2 separate regions of the Homo sapiens genome follow, and region 1 is linked to region 2. A link is a loop called in an ENCODE intact Hi-C map of the cell type or tissue named here. Cell type or tissue: heart right ventricle. All regions are shown on one strand.

Region 1 (2,500 bases), 82 kb after region 2:
GCGCAGTGGCTCATGCCTGTAATCCCAGCATTTTGGGAAGCTGAAGTGGGCAGATCACCTGAGGTCAGGAGTTTGAGACCAGCCTGACAAACATGGTAAAACCTGATTCTACTAAAAATACAAAAAATTAGCTGGGGATGGTGGTGTGCACCTGTAGTCCCAGCTACTCTGGAGGCTGAGGCAGGAAGACAGAATTGTTTGAGGCCGGGAGGAGGAGGTTGCAGTGAGCCAAGATCGTGCCACTGCACTCTAGCCTGGGAGACAGAGTGAGACTCCGTCTCATAAAAAAAAAAAAAAAAAAAAGTTCATGGGCATATTAGTTTGTTAGTGTTGCCATAGCAAAATGCCACTCAGTCATAGGTAACACTGAGTAGCTTACACAACAGCTCACAATTTTAGAGTCAAGAACAAGATTAAGGCATAGACATGGTTGCTTCCTTTTAAGACCTTTCTCCTGGGCTTGCAGATGGCTGTCTTCTGATGATCTGGTGTCTTCACATAGTGCCTCTGTGTGTGTGCCCGTCTGGTCTCTTCCTCTCCCTCTCCTCCCCGCCCCTTCTCTCTTTCCCTCCCCTTTCCCCTTTCTCCTCTTCCTTATCCTCTATTCCCTCTCCCTCTCCCTCTATCCTTATAAATGACATCAGTCAGATTGCATTAGGGTACACCCTAACAGCCTCATTTTAACTTAATTACCTCTTTGAAGACCCTATCTCCAAATGCAGCCACATTCTGAGGAACTGGCCGTTAGGGTTTTCACATATGAATTTGGTAGTGGGGGATGGGGAACAATTTAGCTCTTAACAACGGATTAATATGAACAGGGAATTTTGAGCTGTACTGAATAATTACTAAGTATTATTACTGTTATTACTAAGTTGACATTACTTAGGATGCATTTTGCCCCAAATGATTAATTTTGAATCAGCTCATCTGGAATGCTGGTCTCTAAGTTACTGCACAGAACAGGCCAATTCTGGCCACAGCCTGGTATGGAGAGTGGCTCAGTGCCTCCCTTCTAAAGAGCATCTAGATAACGGGGATGTGGCTGACCTGGCCTTTTAAGTTGCTGTTTTTATAAGTTGTCCACATATTGATGTCATTTACTTTTGTCCATCCAGCATAAGGTATTTAATGATGAGATTATTTAATTTTGAGATGAGGGTTCAAGCCATAAAATTTTTTTGAAAGATACCAAACAAATAAATAATAATGGTTTTGCCAGAATAAGGATTTTAACAGTGGGACAGTAAGTCATACTCTGATTCATACGGGAAGGATAAAAATAGCCTGACAACAATGGGGAATTATGAAAAGTGCCTATTGAGCAGTCACTGAAAGCCCAGTAGGGCTGTAAAGGGAAATGAATGCATATCTAGCGGGTACCTTCCATACTCATTTGCAAGTGCATCTCTTTCTTGGACAGGCATCTACTTGTGCTCAATAAATACTGGGTGATTGATTAACAGAAAAAAAGATAAGCTGAATATGGGGCTGCAATCTCAGACTTCTGCTTTTAATACTTAAAGAAGTCTGAATTTAAGCCTTCTTGTGTCATAATAGCTTAACTTTGGAGCACAGAAGAGAAGCTGTCTGCTGCTACTCAGAGATGCCTGTGGTTTCAGTGTAAATGACAATCAAGGCTGGTCTGTGTGTCCAGTTCTAGGAGGACTTAGGCATGTGTCCAGGACAATTAAATGCTCGCTAGCACCCTTTGGACTCTAATTTTGAAATTATTTTCTTGGGCATGTATACTGGAGAATGAATGCTGGCTATATCATCTAATGGCTGCTTTTCTAGGGCCCAGGTTGTCATGGAGGGGGTGGGGATTCACAAGCCTTTTCACTGTCATGACACACATAGAAAATGATGTTTTTACGGCACACTGAGATGACTAGATACATCAATCAGAGTCCAGTTCAGGACATCAGAAACCACTCTAGATACAGTAACAGACCGAGCTGAATATGGGGAATTGGTTGAACAAGCATTAGGACTGAGAAAGTAGAGAAGACAGAAGTAATCCAAATGGAGGAATTGCAGCTGCCTCCTCTAGGCTGGGGAAAAGAGGCTAGAAGTTTGGATTATCAGACCTTGGAGCTTGGAAGAGGGACCTAGGGAGCTAGGACCAGTTCTCTGAGCAGGGGTGGCTGCTCGGGGACCGCTGGTACCTTAGGAGCTTGGAGGATGGAGCCCAGGGACCCGGGAACCTGCTTCTGGGGAGGGGCACTGCCTGGATGCTGCTAGTACCTCTGAGGGGCATAATAAGGCTGGTTCTGGGAGGGTAGGGAAAAGCTGGAAACTGGAACCCACTGCTGCTGTGGGGCTAAAGAGCCAATGCCAGGTCACCACTGCCAGGAACAGCCAGCATGTGGGAAGGAGCAAGTCTTCTCTGCTGCCTCCTGCCTCCCAGTCTCCCTTCAATGCCTCACTTGAGGACCATCTGGGGAGTTATCTGTAAAAGGAGAAATGTATTTGCAGCCCCCCAGCCCCAGCGTCACAG
Region 2 (2,500 bases):
AAAATAGTTTATCAAGTAGGTTAGGCACTATGGAAATAAAAAGATATGAAGGTATAAAACCATGATTAAAGTCCACTAGGGTTCTGTTGAAAAGATCGTGTGTCCAAGGATCTATGATGGAAAACAGAAGTATTTAGGTAATTTAATGAAAAGCCATTCAAAATGGACATTTGCTAGTATGCAGAAAAATTAAACTTTTCTCCTTTTCTGTCAGCTCCTTGGTCTCACCCATGAGCACTTAAGATGAGGTGAGGCAAGATGAAATTGCACTTCAGTTTCTCTGTGAAGGACTGGTTTGAAGTTAAGGATTTTTTGTTTTTACTGCTGCTCCTGGTATAAACCATTCATGGGCTGCATTTCACCTGCCCCTTTCTACTTACTTGCCCCTCACAATCCTCTTCATGTTTTTCATTGAGAGGGAGAGGGTAAAGGAGGGGAGAAGAAGAAAGAGGAGAGGGAACGTCAGCTGCAACCAGGACTGAGCCTGGGGCTGGCATCAGATCCGGTGCCAGAGCATCAGACTGGATCAGGGCAGCCTGCAGCTGGAACTGCTGGGCAAGGAGCTGACAGGGCATGGTATGGGCAGAGAGGAGCAGGGTTGGGTGAGTTCTGAAGGGTGTGGAGTCAAGATTTGAAAGGAGTGAGAGGAGAAAGAGAAAGATAGACAAGGCAAGGAAATGGAGGGGCCTCTGTTTCTGTCCCTTGCTGCTGGTCCTTATACAACCTGCCTTCTCTACCTGGGCCCCTTCTCCCTTTGTATTGCTAGAGCCGACTGCTTCTTTTTCCAAGACTCCTTTTTGACACCCAAGTACCCCTCTTATGGCCCCAGACATCAATGCTTCCCCTCCTTGTGGTCCTCGCCACACAATATGCAGTCATCTCTTTCTTGTGGGTACCATGCCCAGGCCTGCAAGCTGCCCGAGGGAAGGGGCCTTGTCCATCGCATTTGCCATGCAATTGCAAATACAATGTTCAGCTCAGGCTATGTGTTCATGAATATCTGATGGGAGAATGTCAAATAAATGTCAGGCCCTGATGTATGTTGCTGGAAAAGGAAATGCATCAGCCCTTTCCCAGAGAAAATAAATTCCTATGATAAGACTTCTGCCCCATAATCCTTCATATATCACCAAGGCGAGCCAGCCACTTCCCATCCACTCCTATTTCTTCACTGACCTGGTACTGTACTGGGCAACTGCACACGGCCTTTCTAAGTGCACTTAGTGGATTGCTCCTTCCCAGTTTGCCATCTGGAGCCTTCATATTGTTAACAGAACATTCTTCAGACACTCATCAAACTCCCGGCATCAAGCACCTCTGTTCCAGCACGTGACTTCCTGTAACGGGTCCTGCCAACTTCTCACTAGTCTATTAAAAATAAAAGCACACCCAGAATGGCTCCCACGTCCCCTCTCCAGTGACCTCAACCCCATGACTAGGGAAACTGTGACTCAACCTCAGGAAAAAACACGGCTAGTGTCACTAGCAGAAACTAAGGATCCTCCTGGGCTGGCGCTGGGGATATTAATAAATCCAGTAGATTGGATCATTTGCCCCACCCGCTCTCTTTTCTTTAGGGAATTTGAATGTTCGAGTGCTTTAAAGTGGAGATAAAACGACCCATGATTCATGTTTCTGTCTTTCTGAAGAGTTTCCTTGTATAAGCTCCGACAACCTCTGCAGTTACTTGAAGGTTAATACTATTCTTTCCCAAAAAGGAGGAAACCATTTCCCTTTTCTATTCATTGCTTTCCTCCTTCTACACCTGAAAGGAGAGGTGAATTCTTTCCCCCTTTTCATTCTTAACAAGAGAATCTCTTTCGTACTCTCACTTGTCTGGAGATTTGAGCATTAAAAAAAAAATTGGTATAATTCTTCAGCTAATCCTTCAAGAAGACACTGCATGTATTTTTCCCCCTCTCTTTTGGTTTTTTTTTATTGGCTATTAGGCTAGCAAATTTTGGATTTGAGCAGTTCAGATCCTAGGCTAGCAACTTCCTGAGCTGATTGTGCAAAGCTCATTCACGAGAAAATGCCCTGAACTGCCTGGTCTCAGCACAGTTTTTTAAAAAACTCTGGTTCTGTTTTCTTAACTAGCCTCCAGCAGCTCTGAAATGGCAAGCACTAGCCAGCATTCATTCCCCTTGGAATTAAGGCAAAATCACTCACAACCTTGAGTACTTCCAGGACACCTGAGGGAGACTCAAGTTCTGGTACCCAGGAGTCAGGTAAAGTCCAGGAAGTGTGGTGTTCTTATTCACAGCAGACTTTCAGAGCACTGAAGGGCTTGGGGGCTTCAGGGTATTTTGTCTGTGACTTCCCAGCAGGACCCAGGACAAATGGCCATGCTCTGTAAACTACTGGCTCTGTGCTGCTGGTGGAGATACGGGATCCAGGACCCCAAATGTCTTATGAAGCCCAAGGCAAACTGAAGAGAAATTCCAGCTCCCAGAACTATCTATAGGAAAAGGTCTTGAGTTTTCAATTAAAATCTTTCTTT

What was found. Peaks named below come from ENCODE experiments on the same cell type or tissue, not always from the same donor. Only the 100,000 strongest peaks of a DNase experiment are listed, where the experiment ranks them.
Region 1: a loop joins it to region 2, with 3 times the contacts of the local background. A loop is called at or near these places in 2 of 110 quality-filtered maps.

What each region holds. Positions count from the first base shown.
Region 1 is chr4:152,160,990-152,163,489 of GRCh38, reverse strand. No RefSeq gene overlaps it. Among named protein-coding and RNA genes, the nearest start is that of LINC02273, 61 kb to the right of the region's middle. In heart right ventricle, no CTCF peak of the experiment used is centred here; no DNase peak of the experiment used is centred here; H3K27ac peaks cover 935 bases.
Region 2 is chr4:152,242,927-152,245,426 of GRCh38, reverse strand. No RefSeq gene overlaps it. Among named protein-coding and RNA genes, the nearest start is that of FBXW7-AS1, 93 kb to the left of the region's middle. RefSeq lists a silencer at 1,378-1,564. In heart right ventricle, no CTCF peak of the experiment used is centred here; a DNase peak (open chromatin) is centred at 1,346; H3K27ac peaks cover 1,842 bases.